3 separate regions of the Homo sapiens genome follow, and all the other regions are linked to region 1. A link is a loop called in an ENCODE intact Hi-C map of the cell type or tissue named here. Cell type or tissue: Caco-2. All regions are shown on one strand. Region 1 overlaps FMO2 (flavin containing dimethylaniline monoxygenase 2). Region 2 overlaps MROH9 (maestro heat like repeat family member 9). Region 3 overlaps FMO1-AS1 (FMO1 antisense RNA 1).

Region 1 (8,000 bases):
GTGGGGAAAGACTACAGCCTCAGGGATGAAAGAGAAAGCTACTGAAATAGCCTATGCTAAAATATGATGCATCCTGGGCCAGGGCAGAGATACAAAGTGGAAAGGAAGCCATAAATGTGAGAAATCATTAAGGGAAAAATCAGCATGACATTATAATTGGTTCAATGTGGGAAAGTCAGAGAAATAGAGAGGAATCTAGGAGGACTTACAGATCTCTGGCATTGGAAACCAGGTGGACAGTAGTGCTGTGAATACAGAGGGGGTGTGCAGAAAATGATGCAAGTCTGGACAGGAGGGCTTCAGTGAGGAGCTCAGGTCTGGACTACTTGAACATGAGATGTCTGATGACTCTAGGCAAGGGGACTTGACCATATTTCAACACATCCAAAGCTCAGGGGACACTTGTGGGCAGGCGATGGAGTCATGAGCACACAGTAATAACTTCTGCATCAATCTTTCCCTATCTCTACTGCCCTACTCTCATCTCTCACCAGGTTTATTTCAACAGCCTCTTTACTGGTCTCCCCAGCTTTGGGCTTGCCTCCCTGGAGTCCATTTTCCTAAATTCAGCAGCCAGACAGATCTTTCCAAAAAATAAATCTGATCTTCTCACTTCATTCAGAATACTCTTCCACTGATTTGATTTGGGGCCTCCTGTCACCTTCAGGATAGAGCCCAAACCACTAGTCATGGCTGCCAGGCTCCCAGACACACTTCCCTTTTCCAGCCTCTTCTCTTGGCCCTCTCCACTTGTAGTCCATGCCGTAGACTGTGCACCCTGGACAGTGTCACATAGAGTGCTATGGGGGTGGCACCCCCTGAAGTTCAACAGCACGGAAGCCCTGACTGGTATGACATGGTTCAATGTCCAGAGTTTAATTTTAAGAATCAACAACTAGACAAAGTAATGATATTGACTCAAACTTACTATTCAAACCAACCTTTTATTCCTTAGGCTTGTGTAGCCTGCCCTCAGAGAGAACTATGATGATGGACATTATCAAAAGGAATGAAAAAAGAATTGACCTGTAAGAATTTTTTTTAATTCTTTACATGAAGCAGTGTTTCTCAAAGTACAGTGATCTAACTACTTACAAGAACCACCTAGCTGCCTGATAAAATGCAAATTTCTGGGCTATAGCCCAGATGATTGAATCAGAAACTCCGTGTGTGAGGCTAAAAAGTTGCATTTTTATCTTCTTCCTAAGCGATTCTTATACATACTAGGTTAAGAACCAAATACTTAAAGATAAGAATTGTACCAAATCAGAGCACTTCTCCTTGGCTTAATTTCATTTCAGTTGTATATGATGCCTATGTCAGATTCCATAACTTCTCAAGCCACCTACACTCTGTGGTTAGAGAGGGAATAGGATGAGACAGTGGTGGTGATAGTAGCTTGAATAGCTGTGAAAAGTTAGAGAATCCCCATCAGAATAAATTAGGAAGGGGTTGGTGTGAAGGTTCAAGGATTTGTACTTTGTGATGAGGTAAAATGAGGTTCAACAGTGATCGAGTACCCTTGGAAAGTTGATTTGGGGCTTACATCAGGTGTAAAGAGTTTTCTCATGTTCAAATTCAAATTTACCTAAGATTGATTGAGTATCTACTATACGCCATCCAGACTGCCAGGTACTTTAGTAATTTAACAAGCAAATATTAAGCATCTCCTTTGAGCAAGACACCAAGCTATGCTTTCATATGCATTATCTCATGAATTCCTGCAGCCGCCCTGGCTAGCATGTACTTGCCTGGAGATTTGCCACCGCTTAAAAAATGCCAAACAATGGTTACCAATCTTGTCACATTTCTAGAGCATCCATGAATTCATGGCTCTTTATTTGAGGGCGTATTCTCAATCTGAGATATGAGCCTCCTGGTATGATAAACTCAAACTTTCCACCAGAGATTCATTGAAAACTCATTCACATATTCACTCATTCCTTCATTCCTTTAGCAGTTTTGAATGCCTAATATTCTAGAAAACTTAGAACATTCTGTGAACATTCCCTTTTTACTTTCTTCACTAAGGTTTGGAGAAAGCCAGAGCCAGACGTTGCAGACCAATTATGTTGACTACTTGGACGAGCTCGCCTTAGAGATAGGTGCGAAGCCAGATTTCTGCTCTCTCTTGTTCAAAGATCCTAAACTGGCTGTGAGACTCTATTTCGGACCCTGCAACTCCTATCAGTATCGCCTGGTTGGGCCTGGGCAATGGGAAGGAGCCAGAAATGCCATCTTCACCCAGAAACAAAGAATACTGAAGCCACTCAAGACTCGGGCCCTGAAGGATTCATCTAATTTCTCAGTTTCTTTTCTGTTGAAAATCCTGGGCCTTCTTGCTGTTGTTGTGGCCTTTTTTTGCCAACTTCAATGGTCCTAGTCAGCATAATGCTTTGGGCTTTATTATCTTGTCAGTCACTACCTCCTAAAGAAAAAAAAAAAGGCTAGAAGAAAAAACATTACATTCATGTTCTAATTATAGATTTTAGAGTTAGGTAGTACAGGTAAGGGGGAAATTGTAAAGAATTAGCAGAATTAGGCATATGTACAAAACCAAAATTTTGTCATGAAATTTTGCCTTTCCACGCTTCCCTCAGTTCACCAAAGTTACCAAAATGTAAAATAAAATAAGACTGGCTCAGGTAAGTAGTGCTGCCAACCCTGATATAGGGGAGTTGTATGGAAAAATAGTAGAATTACACAGCATGAAAAGCAGCCCATGGTTTAAATTATTGGACAATTTAAATTGTGGGTAAATATTTAAAACTCCTGAACAATGTTTCTGATGGTCTTCTATCCACCCTACTTGGTAACAAAGTTCTCAGATGTTAGGTCATGTTTCATTTGCTCAGTCGGGGATCACTCAAAACTACTAGACAAAAAAGTGAGAGGATAGATTTAGAAAACATCAGTGATGCTCAGATAAACTTTTAGGACCTCATATTAAGAGCTAAGCAAATGGCCACATTTCCTATATTTTGACAGAGATACTGCTGGAAAAATTAAAATTAAAATGCCATAATAGCTACCTAACAAATATATATGTTTAATGTTTATCATAGGCCAGACATTGTGCTATGTGCATATCATATGTATTATTTCATTTAATTCTCACAACAATTCTGTGAAATGGTTACAGCTATTATAGTCATTTCACAGATGATGAAACTAAGATTCAGAGCAGCTGATCTTGTGAGGCAGCTGGAATTGGAACTCAGATTTGTTGAACTCTAGAACTAAAGATCATAATGTTGTCTTGTAATATATTTATTTACAAAACACTTCATTATTTATAAAGAATTTACTAACAGTTTATCTTATTTATACCCATACATCTGCTACTTTGGGAGGCCCTTTACATAGAAAACAGCATTCTTTTTGCCAAATATGACCAAATTACTTTTATTTATAATTTTTGATTTATATTTCAGCTAGATCTAAAAAGCATCTGAAGGAATTTACAATGAAAGATACCTATGCAATAACATTTAGGATAATCTTTGACATTTTGGAAAAATAAGAATTGAGGAAAAAAAGTGTATCTTTCAAGTAGATGCAAAGCATTATAATGACTGACACTTGTATCTAACTCCAGTCTTACAGATAACTAAGGCAAAAAGCTAAATAAACAATATGTAACCTCTAACATTTGGTAAAAGGAAGTATACTGGTCTGTTAGCAGAGACAAACTTTTTTTAGAATTGAAGTCTGAAACAAACAAAAGCAATTCAATGTCAATAGACATTAAGCAACATAATAGACAAACATCTCCTAAGGGAACATTTGTTACAGCTGCTCCTTCCCTGAACTGTGCTTTGGAAGATAAGCTCTGTCCTGAGTCCAAACCAAGCCCTTCCAAGAGAGAACAAAGGTCAGAGATGTTGAAGATTCCAGCAAATTTCTCCTCTTATTTCTACCAAGCCTTTGTGAACATTGCTCTTCATTTTGGCCTGTACTTCTCCCTCAGGGACGTAGAACAATGGAATGTCAGTCAGTCTCTGTAGTTAAAACTTTTTCTTTAAAATTCAATTAAGGTACTTCTCCCTCAGGGACGTAGAACAATGGAATGTCAGTCAGTCTCTGTAGTTAAAACTTTTTCTTTAAAATTCAATTAAGGTACTTCTCCCTCAGGGACGTAGAACAATGGAATGTCAGTCAGTCTCTGTAGTTAAAACTTTTTCTTTAAAATTCAATTAAGTTACACCAGAATTTACAGGCAAGATTTTTTTTTTCATTGCTCCCATAAGCAAATTTGTTTTAAAATAATTGTAAATGAGGTATATACTTAGTTCTTGGTTAAAAAATATATTGCTTTGTTAAGTATTAAAGATTATTTGTAAGTCATTGTATTAATAATACTAATAAAATTTATCAAGCCTTTATAGCAAGGGTCAGTGAATTACCACTGCCTGTGGGCCAAATCTAGCTCACTATCTGTTTTTGTAAATAAAATTTTATAATAGTACACAGCCACACTCATTCATTTATTTTCTGTGGTTGCTTTCAAGCTACAATTGTAGAGTTGGGTAGTCGCAACAGAATCTCTGTGGCCCACAAGGCTAAAATATTTACATTCTCACCCATTACAGAAAAAGTTTGATAATTCCTGCTTTATAATATGTAAGGCATTGTCCCATTTTGCATAACTTGCCTTATTTCATCATTATCACTACCCATTTAGTAGCTATGGTTGTTATCTTACTTCTACAGTGGAAGAGATTGAAAAGCATTTGTCAGGTTAATGCTAAATCAGTGCGGAAATATAGCTCCACTAGGAAAATATTATTAAATTTATATCCCTAAAATTTTTAGAAATCTCTCAAAATCTTTCCAAATGTTCTGGTATCTTTGAAAAATGTAAATAGTTTATTTATAGAGAACCCTACCTCTGAGGTTGACTCAAAGGTTAAAGAAGGCTCATCAGTCTATCCTTCTGCCTCCATATATCCTGAACATCAAACTATCCCAGGAAAACCATCTAGAGTAGTTTGTTTCAAAATATTAGCCACAGACCACCTACATCACAATAACTCAGGGAGCTTATAGAAGTGAAGATTCCTGAATATAAACATAGTAATAATTCAACCTACTGAATGGAAATCTCTGCTGAAATCCACAGTTTTCATAAGCTCCCCAGATGATTCCTGTGTACATTAAATCTAGAAACCATTAGTTTGAGATCTCTCAAAAATAAAAATAAAAATTGCTTTCAGAGAGTAGCCCATGAAATTTCCCATTCTTCAAGGACAAATTCCTTCTGTTCAGCCTTGGTCCTCCAACTGCAGTTTACAATTTTTGTTCTTCTCCTGTAAAGAATGTCAATGGTTATCACCTTCAATAGTTTCAATATGTCCCCCAAAGTTATGTGTTTGAAACTTGCAATAGTATTGGGAGATGGGGCCTAATGAGGTGATTAGGTGAAGTCTCTGCCCTCATGAAAAGATTAATCCCATTATCTCAGGAGTGTGTTGGTTATAAAAGCAAGTTTGGCTCCCTCTTTTCCTCACACACTCTTTTTCCCTTCTGCCTTCACCTTTGCCGTGGGTGGACACAGCAAGAAGGCCCTCATCAGATGCTGGCCCCTTGGTCTTGAATTTCCTAGCCTCTACAACTAAGCCAAATAAATTTCTGTTTATTATAAATAACCCAGTCTCAGATATTCTGTTACAGAAACACAAAATGGACTAAGACACCACCCTTTTCCAAAATCTCTCCTTGTGATGGCTCCCTTTACTAACCTTTCTTTTAGCTATTCCCTTTATGATAGTTTCTTAATTTTTTCTATCAAAAGCTAAATATGGCACACTTGTTCTTTACAGAAAAATAAAGATATTTTAAACAAAATACTAGGGCCATGGTATGTAATAAAATTTGAAACAATAATTTCAAATAATAAAGATTGAAAATGCTTAACCCAGAAAGAATCCAGCATCCACATTATAATGAGGATTAAAAGGGAAGCCTCTTTTGTACCATCAGTCTTTCATCCGGGAAGCTGCTGCTCCTGACCTGCAACTTTGGCTGTTTCCAAGGAGGCAGAATGTGTTAACAGGACTCACTTTCTTGCCCATTATGCCCTGTGACTAAATGGATTAATGAAGCTAAGTACAAGGCTTCTAAGACTAGATTCTACTTAATCCAGGTCACATGTCAAAATGAGACTAAATATGCAAGGATTTTATTAAGGAAAATACCCGTATAAAGGAAAATAAGGAGAGAGTATGCTAAGGTTTGAGTGTGTCCCCCAAAAGTCCATGAGTTGGAAACTTAATTCCTCCATGCAGCAGTGTTGGGAGGTAGAACCTAGTGAGAGGTGTTTGGGTCAGGGAGGTTCCAGCATCACGAAGGAATTCAGACAGCCATCTCTTTCCTCTTCCACATGCCCACTTCCTCTTTCACTTCTCTGCCATGTCATAGTGCAGATCAAGACATTCACCAGAGGCCAATTAAATGACAGTTCCTTAATCTTAAACTTCCCAGCCTTCAGAACTATAAGAAATACATTTCTTTTCTTTGTAAAAGAAAATAAATTTATTTTGCTTTATATATTCTGCTATAGTAACTGAAAGAAGACTAAAATAAAGGAGTGAAAAGCTGGAAGAGTCATCAGATTGCAACACAAGTCTGACACTGAGTGAAAAAGAGAGGGGAGAAAGGTTGGGTAGAAACATCTTAGACTGCTGTGCAGTCTAAGGAAGATTCATCAGGACCATTGAGAAGTCTTCAAGCCACCAAAGGTGTCCCAAGTCTCTCTAACATACTTACCCACTGGCTGAAAACAGCTCATAGGAAAGCGAGACTTAGCACAAGCACCGAAATGTATCTCAAGTACAGCAGCTGAAGAGCTTGGTCAATTATACTGCCTGTACTAACTATATTAGAGATCCATGAGGCACATTCTCATGGCTGCCACAGGTTTATCACCTCCTTTGTCATTCAAAACTCTCTAATTGATTGTAACCTATCTTCCCAGCCTTACCTCCCACTGCTATGCCCACCATGCTTGCTTTCCGGCCAAACCATGTGACTTACTATTCTACAGAGATGGCGGCACTTGGTCTTGCTTTGTGCTGTTGCAGGATTTTTCCATAGTTCAACTAAAGTCGGGGTTCTTTGTCCCACAGCCATGAAAGTTCAGGCTCACAGACAATTTGAATGGTGAGTAAGACAGGGCTTTATTGAGTAAAAAGGAAGAATTAAAAGGAAACAGGGATTCTCCGCAAGGCCGGAGTCCCTTGCTAGAGTGCTTCCTGCCCTGGAGTTCAAACTCCAGTTTCCACACGGGAAGAGGAGGGGCCAGGCTCCTCCCCACTACAAATGGTGCAAATTTTTGAGGCTCCACCCCAGTGCGCAGGTGGGTTGGAGTTTTTCCAGGGACCTTCTCCCACTTGGCTGTCTCATTCCCCCCTCTAAAGAAGTACATCTAACTGCCCTTAAAATAAGGATAAGGACAAAGACAAATCTTAACAGCTTCCTGCTGACAGGTGGCACTGTTTTGGGGAAACGGCAGTCAGAGCTTCCTCAGAGGCCTATTTAAGGGTTCCTGGCAAAAGGGGCCATTGTCAGAGGCTCTGGTTGCATGACCATTTGGAGTTCGATGGCCTGAAGGCAAGGACAAACAAACCGGGTTATTAGAAAACATATATCAAAGCAAAACAAAGGGAGGGACAAAGACAGCTCAAAAATTCTAAGGTCTTTTTCCAGTTTGCACAGGGAGAGGGAGGCCAAAAGCCTGACTGGTTAAAAAAAAATTGTTTAAAGTAAAAAACTTCACCTTTTTGCCGGAATGTTGGGCTTCTGGGTTTCCTTCCCCTGAGCCCAATCCTAAGCCAACCAGTTTAAGGTTTGGGAAATTAACTCTTTCCAGTTTGGAGGATGCATCTGATGTGAGTGTCTCATAGTATGAAGATGCAACTACCTATTTGTGAAGAGAGAACTGAGGGGGAAAAAGGAAAAAAGAAGGCATTTTTTAAAGGAGTCCCAGGGGTTCAGGATGC
Region 2 (8,000 bases), 240 kb before region 1:
CATGTCTTGTGGTCTTCAACTTTGCATTCCTAACATGTTGGCATCAGAGGCCAACTGTCCAGAAGTACTGGAAAAATAGATGGATTTATCCTACCAGGAGCATCTATGAGCTGTATAAATCATAAATACATACAAGTAAAGAAGCAGTATTGGTATTTATGAATACAAAAAGGAATTTGAATGAAAATAAAAATGTATTAAGCTAATTTGTGCCTAATTTGAGCTGTTTTTTTTAATTCATTTAAAAAATGTTATCCACTAGCTAGCCATATGCAGAAGATTGATATTGGACCCCTTCCTTACACCATATACAAAAATTAACTGAAGATGGATTAAAGACTTAAATGTAAACCCCAAAACTATAAAAATCCTAGAAGACAACTTATGCAATACCATTCTGGACATAGGAACAGGCAAAAATTTCGTGAAAAAGACACCAAAAGCAGTTGCAAATGGGACCAAAAGCAAAAATTGACAAATGGGATCTAATTAAACTGAAGAGCTTCTGCCCAGCGAAAGAAACTATCAACAGAGTAAACAGACAACCTACAGATTGGGAGAAAATTTTTGCAAACTATCCATCTGACAAAGGTCTAATATCCAGCATCTATAAGGAACTTAAGTTTACAAGAAAAAAAAAAACTCCATTACAAAGTGGGCAAAGGACATGAACAGACACTTTTCAAAAGAAGACATACATGTGGCCAACAAGAATATGAAAAAAAGCTCAACCTCATTGATGATTAAAGAAATGCAAATCAAAACCACAATGAGATACCAACTACCACCAGTCAGAATGACTATTCTTAAAAAGTCAAAAAACAACAGATGCTGGCAGGGTTGTGGAGAAAAATAAATGTTTATACACTGTTGGTGGGAGTGTAAATTAGTACAACCATTGTACAAAACAGCATGGTGATTCCTCGAAGACCTAAAAACAGAAATACCATTTGACCCAGCAATTCGATTACTGGATATAATATATCCAGAGGAATATAAATTGTTCTGTCATAAAGACAAATGCACACATATACTTGTTGCAGCACTATTCATAATAGCAAAGACATGGAATCAACCTAAATAACCACCTGTGGTAGACTGGATAAAGAAACTGTAGTACACATACACCATGGGATACTATGCAGCCATACAAAAGAATAAGATTATGTACTTTGCAGGAATTTGGATGGAGCTGGAAGCCATTAGCCTTAACAAACTAACACAGAAACAGAAAACCAAATACTGCATGTTCTCACTTATTAGTGAGAGCTAAGTGATGAGAAAACATGAACACATATTGGGGAACAAGAGATACTGGGGCCTGACAAAGGGTGGAGGTTGGGAAGAGAGAGAGAATAAGGAAAAATAATTAATGGGTACTAGGCTTAATATCACAAGTTTATCTATATAAAAACCTGCACATGTACCTCTGAACTTAAAATAAAAGTTAAAAAAAGTTGTTATCCTCACAACCCTTCACCGTGATTATGAATCCTCCCCTTCCCTGCCCATGCATGCTCTTTTATTCACTCCATGACACTATCAATAGCTTCCATTTATTGAGTTAAGCATTGACTCCATGTCAGGCACTAAATTGAATATGTGGGTTATCTCATACAATCCTTAACATAATTCCATGAGGAGGTTACTATTAATTCTTCCATTTCACAGATTTAAAAAAAATGAAAACGGAGAAAGGAGCAATAATATATATAATGCTAATGTGTGGAGGAGCCCCTCTAGCTTGGAAGCCTGTTACTTAACCACTTTGTTCTTATACCTACCATGCCTAAAAGCTTCCCTGCTTCTCAAAAAGGGCTGAAACCTCACTCCTGAAAAGGACAAGGCAGAGAGGCTGACCCCTCTGAGATTTAGAAACTCTTTCACCTTAGGAAATAGACTTCAAACATTTTTCACAATGGGAGCAAGAAAAGGTGAAGAGGTTTGGCCAACCATTGACATAAATATAGTAGACCCTGACAGATTGCCTTAAAGAAGGCTATTAATGGCGATTGGCATATGAGGCATATGCAGTATTCTTCCCTTTTCAAGGTTGTAAATGTGTCCTTGCCTCTGAGGATTAAGAACAGCTAGAAGGTGCAGCTAAGACAGATTTGAAAAAAAATTTGCAAGAACTTTCTAACCAACCTGCCTCCGGTAATGTACTCTCTAACCATAAGCCAGAATATTTGAGTGGTGAATTGGCAGAGGAATTCTGGAATAAGATGATATTGCAGGATCAGACAAGATTTTAAATCTCTTTAAAGCTGAAAGGCAGATTGTCATTTAAAAATAAAAGGGAGAATACATACTTTGAAAGAAAAAGAGGAGGCAAAGCAGCTGGTAATCATGTCATAGCTTCGTACTGAACTATTCATGGTGCCTAACAAAGTGACTATTATAGTGGATATTAGTAAATACTTTTTGAATATAATAAAATAAAATAAAACCCAGATACAGTTTCCATAGTAGATGAAGTAGTATACTAGATGCTTATTGTCTGTGTTTTTGAGATAAATGTAGGTTAAGTGTGAAATAACCAGGAGAATGTAGGAAGGCCTGATTTGGTGAAGTTGAAGAATAGAGGAAAGGTTCTTGGAAAATGGAAATTTCATGGTTCTAGGATGACTTTTATGTTTCCAACAGGAAATGCTCGTGTGGATGAGTAAAGATAGCTCATATCTGCAAGAGAGAATAATGGTGATCATCAACAAGGTGTTAAGATTTACAGTCACAAAAGTCAGAAAATACGTAAGTCACAGAATATAACAATGCCACCTGATTCTGAAGACTGCATTTCCATAGTGCTGCTTTCCATGTCTTGGGTCCTAACAGTACTTGACAGGTCCTTGGTATTATTGTACTGGTAGGTTGGTTGGGATATCAGAAAAGGAGTCAATATCCCACATGACTTTTTGTCAATCAGAACAGAGTTTCTCAAACAATTGGTTAAGACGCATCATGCTTTATGCAAAGAGCATGAGGGTGTTAAAACCAGATTCTTGCTGACTCTGAAATTTCCTCTGTAGACCACAATTTGTAATCTTTAAAATCCTTCCAACCTTACCTTTCTTCTTATGTATTACTTCCTAAAATAATTTGAAAGCTGTTATTTATTTTAAATTTATACAAGTAATCCTCAAGTTCTTTCATTGTGAAACATGCTAGAGGTAGAGCATAAATCTCCCTTTACTATCCTCTCCACACCAACCCTGTCCTTAGCCATGTCAGCATGATGTGTGTCCTAACAAACCACTTTCAATGTGCACACCCACATATAAAACACACACTGAAATACATAGCTTTATTATTTATTGTTTCTTTACTAAAGTTATATTCACATATGGTTCTACAATTTGCTTTTTTTCACTGAAACAATACATCCTATAGACATTTTCATGTCAACATATGTAGATTCATTTTATTATTTTAAATACAGTATATAGCCCATAGTTTTGACATATTATGATCCATTTAGCTATTTTTCAGTTGATGGACATTAAAGTATCATTTAATTTTTTTCTGCTTCAAACAATACAAAACAGGCATCTTTGTGCAAGTACATGAGTGTGTACCTGGAAAGGCTTAGAAAGATAATGGTCAGATAAAGAAGTATGATAGGTTAAAGTTTAGTAACACAAAATTGTCCACCAATTTGCATTCATGTAAATATTAAGGTGCCCATTTCCCCACACCTTCACAAATACTGGGATACAATCAGACTTTTTAATTTTTGCATTTCGGATGGAGAACAAATAGGTATGTCATAATCACCAGTATTTACTGAGTTTGTCTATACTTTGAATGACATCATGGCCTGCCTTCTCAAAAACCTTATACTACCTATGAACATTTCCCTTTTGTGGATACTGTATATTCAGCCTCTGTTTCCCAACTCATCCTTCACAGCGATTTGTAAACATACTCTGCTAATTACTTATCTGATTGCTGGAGTCACTTCAGGAGGAGATAAAAGTAAAGAGGGTGAGAAACATGCATTCATGATGTTATCTTTATCCATTTTCTACTGCTTGTACAAGCAGTCCCCAGATTTATTGAGATGAAGAATCTAGATCAGCTTTGTAATACCTCTGAATTTTTACTATTTTGTTTAAACTCAGCTTTGGAACATAATACAATTTACTTAGATGGGGGACACAGTCCAGAGTGTTCTTTGTATCATGCTAATTCCCTATTTCAGTGTCCCAAAAAAGAGAGTGAGCGGCTTATTTCAATCTTCTGATTCTCTGACCTGGGAAGGCAGCCTTTCTCTAACTTCTAAAATAGCTCGAGTTATACATTTGGTGTCCAGAAGGTTCACCATTGAAAATTTTGCAAGTGAGGCTTGAAATTAAGTGTATCTCACCACTCAAAACTGTTTTCTGCACAGCTCCTAAAATGTGTTATATATTCAGCAAGTATTTGATGACAATTGTTTGACTAGAGCCTAGTCACATGTTTCTCTCTGCATTTGATATATTCTAGTGAGTTCCACTCAAGTAGCAGATAGGCATTTTGGAGTTTCATCTTCTATCACTTCTTTCCATTACTGTAGTAGAGTTCATTCTCCTTTGCATACATCCCATCCTTCAACTGCAAAGGAATAAATATGTAAATTCACATGTGTAGCAGAAGGTTCTCATAAATTGTTAGTTGAGAGTTCCTAGCTATAACTCAGATTTGTTCGAGAAACCCAACGGAATAACCTATTACTCGGTTCTGCAATGTTCACTAAGTGCCACCAGGTGGAAGTACTTCAGTATTTTCCAGAACATTGAAACTAGAGCTAGAATCAACCAGCTCATCACAATCAGGGAAGCATAAAACTTCAGTAAGTTCGCTTTCTCTTTAAAATATTGTCTTGTAAAGATGATTAAGCCTGTGAAATTAATTGGGGAGGCAAATATACAAAACAAAAAAATCAAAACACACTGTTGACAAATTAAAATCTGAGATTCCCACAGCCCTAGTCTGTGTATCTCTGTATCTGACACATTGTATATCATCAACGAATATTTGTTCTACCCTTCTCTAAGTGCATCCACCTCATTTGTTATCTGGTACTGTTCCTACACTGGATAGACTTTTTTCTCCATAATAACCCTAGCCTAGGTCCTCCAGAGTGTCAGAGATTCTTGTCCTATTGAACAATTCTATCATTTTTATCTTGTCATAAACATTTTTAAAGTGATGATTTGTCTCACATGACTCATGTGCCCATCAGGGTAGAGAAACTCCTGCACTCAAAGCACATGTTCCTTCAATTAAATGGTTCAACTTTCAACAGGCAAAGAAATGTAAGTTAAGCATGTCAACTTATAGCATTAAGATTTTTTTCCTAGCTTTGTTCCTTTGGCACATCAGCATTTAAAAATGGATGGTGGGTTTCCAGCTAAATCTAACAAATTGCCCATGTGTATATATCTCCTTCTCCTCCAGAGTCCCCACAAAATGATGGTAATAAAATATTTTAAAAGTATAAATACACAGCAACAAAAAGAATTAATGAAGTGTTTTCAATGGGCTAGTGATGCCAACAAATTTCTGGAAGACAGATTAGGTAGAAGATAAAACCTGGCAGGGGAATTGAATGGTGGGAACCCATGAGCATTAGGGTAGGAGTTAGCTGAAAGAAAAGTAGTGTGCCCTGTAGAACCCTAGAGAGTGAGTTATGAAAGGCCAAATAATGATAAGGGCTGGGAGTCAAAGGCAGGCTGGAAACACATGCATTAATTCAAAGGATTAATTGAAAACATGTACAGAAGAACCTACATTGTCCCGCATTCCTCTTGACACACATTGGCAGACAGAAGTTGAGAATTTTTCTTTTGCAAAAACCATTGTTAAGCTCCCTGAGAAAAGAGTCTTGCATTCTGTCTAGCTATACTACAGCATGACCCCAGCCTCCCTCCCAGTTGCTCTAAAACAAAGTACAACAGGTGGCAAGCCTTGCTCACACACAAAACCCCATCAAGAGGCATTACATCCTTAAATTTTAAGCAGCAACCACACTTTGTGAAATTTGGGGAAACTCTCCAAATAAAAGAGACCAACAAGGGTAAATAAAGAAAAAATTACTATTAAAGATAGAGAGACAGCTGGGCTTTGTGGCTCATGCCTATAATCCCAGTGCTTTGAGAGCCTGAGGTGGGAGGACCTCTTGAGCCCAGGAGTTCTAGGCTGCAGTGAGCTATGATCACACCACTGCAGTCCAGCCTGGGTGACAGAGTGAGACCCCATCTCCAAAAAAAGTAAAAATAAAAATAATTTTAAAAATAAAATAAAGAGATAATGCAGGGTACAGATGCGAAAGACATAGGTACATACTAAAAGGAAATATAACTAAAGTGAGCATGGCCTATACATTGAATAATTTTATCTAGTCATGGTGAGACCATATTATTGATTTTCAACTTTTAGAATTAATCTATAAACCCAGCACAGGAAAACTTAAATAAGTTACTGAATACAATGTAAATGCTATGAGCTCAAAAGTGCAAAAATTAAAGTGCAGAGAATAGTTTAGTGGTTCTCCAACAAGTTACACATAGAATTGCTATTTGACACAGAAATCTTAGGTATATACCTAAAAGAATTTAACAGTTTCTCAAACAAAAACTTGTACAAAGTGTTCATTGCAGCAAAATTCACAGTAGCTGAAAAGTGCAATCTAAATGTCCATCAACAGATAAATGAACAAATAAAATCTAACACACACATATGGCATATTATCCACTCAAAAAAAGGAATCAAGTTGTATACATGCTACAACATGCATAAACCTTGAAAACATTATACTAAGTGAAAGAAGCCAGGCACAAAAGGCTACATTTTGTATGATTCTACTTATGTTCCTATTCTGTTATGTTTTATCCTGTTACATTCCTATTCTGTTATTCTGTTCTATGAAACAAGAAATAAAAGTATTAATATATTAGTAAAACACAAAAGTAGAAGAATTAAAAATAATATACTATGATGAGTAATGTTCTCTATTGAGAGAATTGTGGCGAAGTGGAAGAATGGAATTGAGATAGACAATGTCTCAAACTGATGTTAGAAGCAAAGGTGCATTGTTTATAGAAACAGGGGAGACTTCCAGAAGAAGCAGCTGAAAACCATAGAAGTGGTTGCTTCTGGAACCTAGCACTTAACACTATCATTACTGTTAAGATAAGGGACTGGAGAGGCCAGATCTACAAAGAAAGGGCACAGTTAAAAGGGCCAGAAAACTAAGCAGGAATACTTAGGTTTAGGAGTGAATACCGAGAAGCTACTTTTCTCCAGTTTTTAAATATCTGCTTCTTTTTAGTACTTGGGTAGATTTTCTATAAAGGCAGGATATATCATACCGAAAGCTCTCAAAGTCTCATCTTAGAGGAGGGGTAACTGTGGTTGTCACGCTTCTGAAGGGGCTTGGCAGGATATACATCAGTGTGCTCCACGATCCACGCTGCCTTACTCCTCTCTCAGCCTACCTTGGGTCATGTCCCACTTCCTAAACATGCCTTTTTAGTTGGTGACAGTAAGTGGATATGCAGTCTAGGCACGACCACACATACTCTGCTAGAGACATACACCTAGATAGATCCTAACTGGCAAACAGAACAGAAGGAAACCACTAGGAGCTTCATTTACAAAAACATCTACTAAGAACTACACATCTAACAAGCTCCTGAGCAGGGATAATCAGAGAGGACATTTGAGGCAAAACCTGTAATATAAGATGACTGTAAGGCCAATCCCCTGTAAGTGGTGCTCAGCTTCAGTGAGGTAAGCTGTGAGAAGTACTACTCTTCTCTCATACCCAGTAGAGAGAGAAAACTTGATCCTTTTTCTCATGCCCATACACAATGATGGTTTTAAGATCTTGCCATCGAGTGGGAAAAAAAAAAAACTTGGAATGCAAACCCAAAGAAAAGGACATTCAGGCAAAGAGAGCATTTCCCCCTAGGGCCTAGAGCAGAGGCTGTCTGCTCCCAGATTCTCCAAAGCCACAG
Region 3 (8,000 bases), 50 kb before region 1:
AAGTAGTCTAATTTCCCCCAAACACAACATTCTAATTCAGCCTTTATATCAGGGAGTCATAAGGACCTTTAAGGCTCATCACATACCATACTCTATGGAAAAGATAGTCAATGCTGTGGAAGATAACCCAATAGAGAGAACATCATGAAAGTCTGGAAGGATTATACCATTGAAGATGCCCTAATTGTTATAGAAAAAGCCATGAAAGCCATCAATCCTAAAACAACATATTTCTCCTGGAGAAAACTATGTCCAGATGTTATATATGACTTCAGAGGATTTACAACAGACCAGTCACAGAAATCATGAAAAAGATTATGGATATGGCAAAATAAAAAGGTGAGGGTGAAGGGTTTCAAGATATGGATCATGGAGAAATTCAACAGCTAATAGACACCACTAATAGACACTTTTAATTCCACACTAGAGGAACTAAAAGATGATTTGATGGAGATGAGTCCTTCCAAAGCAGTGCCAGATGAGAACGAAGACATAGAAAAAGCCATGCCAGAAATAAATTGACATTAGATCATCTGGCAGACAGTTTCCAGTTATTTAAGACTTCTTTTGACTTCTTTTATATAACATGGACCCTTCTATGATACAGGCACTGAAACTAAAGCAAATGATAGAGGAAGGATTACTACTATATAGAAAATTTTTAGAGAAATAAAAAAGCAAAGTCAGACAGAAATTATAATATATTTCCATAATTACACCAATGGGCCTGCCTCTCCTGCCCCCAATTCTACCTCCTCCATCTCTTCCGCTTCTGCCACCCCTGAAACAGCAAGACCAACCCCTTCTGTTTCTCCTCCTCCTCCTCAGCCTACTCAACATAAAGATGATAAGGATGAAGACATTTATGATAAACCACTTCCACTTAATGAATAGTAAACATATTTTTTCTTCCTCATAATTTTCTTAATAACATTTTCTTTTCTCCATATTACTTTATTGTAAGAATAGTATTTAATACGTATGACATATAAAATATGTGTTAATCAACTGTTTGCATTATTGGTAAGGCTTCCAGTCAACAGGTTATTAAGAGTTAAGTATTTGGGGAGTCAAAAGTTATACATGGATTTTTGACTGCAAGAGGGCTCAATGCCCCTAACCCCTCAGTTCTTCCAAAGTCAACTGATATAGGAAGTTTCTTTACTTTTTCAAGCATTTAACATTGCATTGATATGTCAACCTAAAGGAAAACACTGAGGCAAATTTAATATAAAAAGAGAATTGATTTGGGCCAAGTTTGAGGACTGCAACCCAGGAGCACAGAGTCAAATTGCCCTGAATATGCACTCCGTTGGCAGCAGTTACAAGTAGGTTTTTTAAAGGAAATACAAAAGAGTCAACTTCTAAGTTGTTTACCAAGAACTTACATTAAAATTATATAAGCTATTGATTGGCTATATACTGTTCTTCGTATCACAAATTCTACGAACATGAAGATGATGAGTGAGACAGCTAGTCAGGAATAAAAATGCCTTTTAACAATTGCCGCCAGGCATTGGTAGAGGGCAGCATGACAAGTCCCATACACGTGGCTCTCTCAGCTTGATAAATTTTGCATACCTCACATAGTGCAAACTACTCTGAGCTATTTTTCTTCTCTCACATTGAATGCCACAATGTAGTCACCCATTCAGGGCCTAGAGAAGAAAAGAAATGGAACCCTCAGATTCAACAAAACCTCTCCTGCACAACTTCAGCCAGTTGACGAACAACTTGCAGAGTTGGGCACTTTTATGTGCTAACAATTCATGCAGCTTGATACCCTTTCCTTTAGAGCCCAGTAGAAATAAAAATGAGGAAATAGAGAGGTTAAAATGTTCATCTTATTGCTTAAATGATAAGCTGCTCTTCAGAGTTTCAAAAAGCAAATTACACCATATTCCAACTAAAAGAACTATAGAGGCGGAAAGGAGGTGATCTCTTTTCTCTCTGTCATAAAAGGTAATGGCCAACACCCCTATAACAAAAGACAGGTTAACAAGAGAAAACGTGACAGATTTATTACGTGCACATGTGTGCATGAGAGCCTTACAAAACATGAACTCAAAGGAGGGCCAGATCATTCATGTTTAAATATTCTCTTCACTGGGGTTAGGGGAGATGGAAGTGTAAAAGTAAATGATTTTTCAGAGGAAATTAATAAGTCCAAAGAACACAGATTAGACCAAGTTTCTCTGGGCTTTGGGGGAGGTGTAATCACCCAACAGATTCATCTTGCTCACTGCCCAGAAAAGCTGATGCCCTGAGAACAGCAGGTTTTTCCAATAGAGAGAGTTTAATAAACACACAGCTGTCAGAGGCATTTGAACCAGAGTGACTCCATCTTGAATAGGGGCTGGGTAAAATGAGGCTGAGACCCACTAGGCTGCATTCCCAGGAGGTTAGGCATTCTTAGTCACAGGATGAGAAAAGAGGCCAGCACAAGATTCAGGTCACAAAGACCTGGCTGATAAAACAGGATTCAGTAACGAAGCTGGCCAAAACCCACCAAAACCAAGATGATGAAAAAAGTGACCTCTGGTCGTCCTCACTACTCATTATATGCTGATTATAATGAATTAGCATGCTAGAAGACACTCCCACCAGCACTGTGATAGTTTACAAATGCCATGGCAATATCAGGAAGTTACCCTATATAGTCTAAAAAGGGGAGGAACCCTCAGTTCTGGGAACTGCCCATTTCTTTCCTGTAAAACTTATGAATAATCCACCCCTTGTTTAACATGTAATCAAGAAGTAACTATAAGTATACTCAGTTGAGCAGCCCATGCCACTGCTCTGCCTATGAAGTAGCCATTCTTTTATTCCTTTACTTTCTTAATAAACTCGCTTTCACTTTATGGACTGGCCCTGAATTCTTTCTTGTGAGAGGTCCAAGAACCCTCTTTTGGGGTCTGGCCAGCTAAACGGAAGGACAGGAGTTTATTACTACTCAAATCAGCCTCCATGAAAATTCAGAGGCTAGATTTTTTTAAGGATAGTTTGGTAGTCAGGGGCTAGGGAATGGGGAATGCTGATTGGTTGGGTCAGGGATGAAACCATAGGGAGTCAAAGCTTGTCTTCTGGTCTTCCTGGGAGGAGACCACATGACAAGATGAACCAGTTTACCAGTCTGGGTAGTGCCAGCCGGCCCATCAGAATGCAGGGTCTGAAAAATATCTTGAGCACCAATGGTAGGTTTTATAATGGTGATGTTATCCATAGGAGCAATTGGGGACTTCTGACTGCATGACTCCTGAGCCCTAATTTCTTATCTTGTGGCTAATTTGTTAGTTCTACAAAAGCAGTCTGATCTCCAAGCAAGGAGGGGGTTTGTTTTGGGAAAGGGCTGTTACCATCTTTGTTTCAAAGTTAAACTGTAAACTAAATGTCTCCCATAGTTAGCTTGGCCTATGCTCAGGAATGAATAATGGCAGCTTGGAGATTAGAAGAAAGATGGAGTAATTACATTTTTTTTTTCACATTTTTTTCACTGTCACAATTTTTTTAAAGGTGATTTCAGAGGTAACATCACAGGACATGGGAGACTAAAGGGAGGAAAGTATGTCAAACAAAGGCTGTCCTGTTCTGCAGACGAAACCTCACAGAAAGCAACTCTCAGAGTCAGTAGCCTATGATGAAAGTTTCTCTGTCAGACATTCAGCAGTGCCTGACTCTCAGTCTCTCTCTCCTGCAAGTTAATCTTTCCTAGAGTGGGCAAGGGAGGCCTCCGAGAAAGCCTAGTTTCCATCTTCTGTTTACTTCCTTTTATTTTCTCCACAGATAAAAATCTCCTTCACAAAAGGCAGCTTTTCAGGGCTGTTTCTGTCTGCAGGCCCTCTGAATAGCCATCTCAAAATCTGTCAACGAAGTGTATATTTTGCAGTAAAATATTTTTTGTTTTCTTTAGTATGAAACAATTTATATTATTAGATTACAGGAGTATTAAAACCATCCATGATCTCACTTTTAAACAAACCAATCTGAAAGTCTAACATTGGGGCAGATTCTAAGCAATGTCTTATAAAGAATAATTATGTGTTAATGAGTAAACTAAGTTAATTAGTCTCCTTAAACCAGAGGGTCAGTTTACTCCAGGCCACATGGTCAAAGGCAAAAGTCCAACATTACATCAAACTCAAATAGAGATTAGGAAGGAGGAGAAAAGCAGCTCACTTAGCTAAAGAAAAAACAATAAATTCAATTTTGTGGAAAAGGAGGGCATAAATGGAGGTGCTATCTAAAATGTTATTTTTCTGAAAGAAAAAATAAGAAATTAATGCTCCTATTTGCAACTGTAACACTTATTCCAGTATGTTCTCTTCTTTCTTCATGTTTGGCCAGAGCCAGACTTTGCAGACAGATTACATCACATATGTGGATGAGCTGGGCTCTTTCATAGGGGCCAAGCCTAACATACCATGGCTCTTCCTGACAGATCCCCGCCTGGCCCTGGAGGTGTACTTTGGCCCTTGCAGCCCATACCAGTTTCGACTGATGGGACCAGGGAAGTGGGATGGGGCCAGAAATGCCATCCTGACCCAGTGGAACCGGACAGTGAAGCCAACCAGGACAAGAGTTGTCAGTGAAGTTCAGCGACCCCATCCCTTTTACAATTTGCTTAAAATGCTTTCATTCCCATTACTCCTTCTGGCTGTTACACTTACATTTTATTAATGAGAAAGTCTTTGAGGTCTCAAAATTCAGCATAGAAGTGTAATCACACAATACAACACACACACACACACACATACACACACACAATCACAACATAGTTCCTCTCTCCTTTCCTGAAGATATGAAAATCAGTCTTGGCCCATTTGAATTAAAGTATAAGTAAAATGGAAAATACTCAGCCTCTCTCTCTCTGTTGGGAATCTGTTCTCTAAAAGGCTTTTCACATGCTGAATTGGCAAATTTGGGGATGCTTAAGATAAGACAGGAAGTTGAATAAGCATGAGCACAGATTTTCAGGCTGAACAAAGTTTAACAAAATGTAAAGGCATTTTATTTTGTCCATTATAGTATATTAACCAATGTATTTTTCATATTAACTGAAGTTATTGACATTAAATCAACATAGAGAGATAAGTTTATACCAATACAACAACGAAGATAAAATGAACACATTGCTTGAAAGATACATACTGCCAAAGCTCTCCCAAGAAGAAGCATATAACCTGAATAGACCTAAATCTATTAAAGTACTTGAATTTGTAGTTTAAAAACTCTTCCACAAAGAACAGGCCAAGAACCAGGTCTTCACTGGTTAATTCTGTCAAACATTTGAGAAAGCAATATACCAACTATATGCAAAATTTTCCAGAAGATTAAAGAGGACAGAATAATCCTCAGCTCATCATAGCCCTGACACCTAAACAAGACAAACACATTCTAAAAAAATAAAATATAGATCAATATCCTTCATGAAGATATATGCAAAAATTCTTAACAAATGTTAATATAATCAAACAGTTTATAAAATGAATAGCATAACCAAGTAAGAATTATTCTGGAAAAGCAATGTTGGTTTAATAGTCAATGTAATTCACCACATTTGTAAACTAAAAATGAAAAACCATAGGATCATCTCAATAGATGCATAAAAAGCATCTGACAAAAGCCAACATCCATTCCTGAAGAAAACTCTCAACAAAGTGATAGAAGGAAACTTCCTCAACATGAAAAAGGGCATCTATGAAAAACCTACAGCTAATATCATACTGAATGGTGGAAAACTAAACGCTGTATTTCTAAGAGCAGGAACAATATAAAGGCCTTGGTTCTCACCACTTCTAGTCAACATCCTACTGGGGTTTCTAGCCAGTGCAATAAGGAAAAAAAAAGAGGAATAAAAGATATCAAAAGTGGAATGGGAGAAGTAGAACTTTCTTTATTCTTAGACAACATAATTGTCTATACAGAAATTATTTTGAAATCTACATAAAAATTACAGAACAAATAATTATATTTCTATATACTAACAGTAAACAGTAGAAAATTAGAAAATTGTAAACTATTATTTATAACATCCAAAAATATGAAATATTTAGGATAAGCCAGCATAAGAAAGGTAAAAACCATACACTGAAAGCTAAAAAACATAGCTGAGAGTAATTAAAGGTCTAAATAAATGGAGAGATACACTATATCCTGGGTTGAACCACCGATATTGTGGTGATGTCAATTATCCTCAAGTTGATCCATAATTTCAATGCAATACTAATCAACCCCCTAACATGCTTTTTTATAGAAATTGAAAACTGATTCTAAAATGTATAAGGTATTTAAAGGACCTAGAATTGTTAAAAAATAACTTTGAAAAGGCCGGGCACAAAGGCTCACGCCAGTAATCCCAGTATTTCGGGAAGCTGAGGCAGGCGGATCACCTGAGGTCAGGAGTTCGAGACCAGCCTGGCCAACATGGAGAAACCCCATCTCTACTAAAAATACAAAATTAGCCAGACGTGGTGGTGCATGCCTGTAATCCCAGCTACTCGGGAGGCTGAGACAGGAGAATCGCTTGAGGCGGAGGTTGCAGTGAGCCGAGATTGTGCCATTGCACTCCAGTCTGGGCAACAAGAGCCAAACTCCATTTCAAAAGAAAAAACAAATGTGGAGCATTAACACTACCTGACTTCTGATTTCAGAATTTCTTATTTTATGAAGCTACAGTAATCAAGTCAGTATGTTATGGTGTGAAGATAAACAATAGGTCAATAAAAAAGAATGGAATGTCTGGAAATAGAACCACACAATATGGACAAAGGTGAAAATTCAGTAAAGACAGGAGAGTCTTTTCAACAAATGATGTTGGAACCATTGGATATCATGCAATATGGAAAAAAAAAAACTTCAGTCAATACTTTGTACTATATACAAAAAGTAACTGAAAGAGGATTATAGAACTAAAACCCTAAAACTTCTAGCAGAAAATGAAAAAGAAAATCTTTGGGTTAGGCAAAAATGTCTTAGATACAATACTAAATGCACAATATTCATTTTTAAAATTGTGTAAATTGAACTTCATCAAAATTAAGAACAGTTCTAGCATATTCTCACTCACAGGTGGGAATTGAACAATGAGATCACATGGACACAGGAAGGGGAATATCACACTCTGGGGACTGTTGTGGGGTAGGGGGAGGGGGGAGGGATAGCATTGGGAGATATACCTAATGCTAAATGACGAGTTAGTGGGTGCAGCGCACCAGCATGACACATGTATACATATGTAACTAACCTGCACAATGTGCACATGTACCCTAAAACTTAAAGTATAATAAAAAAAAAGAACAGTTCTAATATTCCTTTAGGAAAGAATACAGTAAGTACATTGATACTTATGACATCCACATTATTTGTATCTAATAAAAGCAGGATGAATATTCTAACTCAATTTGTCTAATTGGAGAGATGGATAAGTCATAGTAGAAAAAGTTCAGACTTGAAAAGAAAAATGTATACCAAACTATCTCAATTTGTTTTTAGAATATGTATAATTTATCCTAGTAATCAAAATTGGTTCAAACCAGATGTGTCTCCAAAGTATTCTTGTGTACATGTGTATGTGTACACACATGCTAGTGTTGTGTTGTGTTTAGTATGATGCTAGATTGTGTAACAGAAAGAGTCTGTAAGAATTATAAGCTGATTTTCCAAATATCCTATGCACATATTTCTGAGTCCTCTGTTCAATCTGGGGACTACCAATGAAGACTAATCTGGAATCTTGGAGAGAGACACTTGGGAAGAACAAGAAAAATAATATTTTGAGTGGGGGTCTCTTTTCTGGAACATGTTTCAGGGTGTGAGAATCTCATTCCCTCCTCAGACCTAGTACTAGAGGGATGTTCTCCTCAACAAAGACTGTAGTGAAAGTTGGCTAAATGGACTGCTGAGCCCTTCAGACTTAGTTTATTTGAGCCAACTAGAAACTTTTTTGTAATTCAGACTTCTTGATATTTTATTCAATCATATGGATAATATTAATTTGCACT

The links. A loop is a pair of places that touch in the nucleus more often than their neighbours do. Peaks named below come from ENCODE experiments on the same cell type or tissue, not always from the same donor. Only the 100,000 strongest peaks of a DNase experiment are listed, where the experiment ranks them.
Region 2: a loop joins it to region 1, with 4 times the contacts of the local background. A loop is called at or near these places in 63 of 110 quality-filtered maps.
Region 3: a loop joins it to region 1, with 3 times the contacts of the local background. A loop is called at or near these places in 6 of 110 quality-filtered maps.

What each region holds. Positions count from the first base shown.
Region 1 is chr1:171,206,763-171,214,762 of GRCh38, forward strand. It overlaps FMO2 (flavin containing dimethylaniline monoxygenase 2), which reads left to right. Exons shown (of 9, transcript NM_001460.5): 8 at 956-1,028; 9 at 2,032-5,924. The coding sequence ends at 2,383. The region is part of intron 2 of FMO1-AS1 (FMO1 antisense RNA 1); the gene reads right to left. The region is part of intron 1 of LOC124900413 (a long non-coding RNA gene); the gene reads right to left. Among named protein-coding and RNA genes, the nearest start is that of FMO2, 25 kb to the left of the region's middle. In Caco-2, no CTCF peak of the experiment used is centred here; a DNase peak (open chromatin) is centred at 3,839.
Region 2 is chr1:170,962,505-170,970,504 of GRCh38, forward strand. It overlaps MROH9 (maestro heat like repeat family member 9), which reads left to right. Exons shown (of 22, transcript NM_001163629.2): 7 at 2,647-2,751. Among named protein-coding and RNA genes, the nearest start is that of MROH9, 31 kb to the left of the region's middle. In Caco-2, a CTCF peak has its summit at 4,724 (motif pointing right); no DNase peak of the experiment used is centred here.
Region 3 is chr1:171,156,720-171,164,719 of GRCh38, forward strand. All of the region lies in intron 3 of FMO1-AS1 (FMO1 antisense RNA 1), which reads right to left. It also overlaps the pseudogene FMO6P. Among named protein-coding and RNA genes, the nearest start is that of FMO2, 25 kb to the right of the region's middle. In Caco-2, no CTCF peak of the experiment used is centred here; DNase peaks (open chromatin) are centred at 3,672 and 4,452.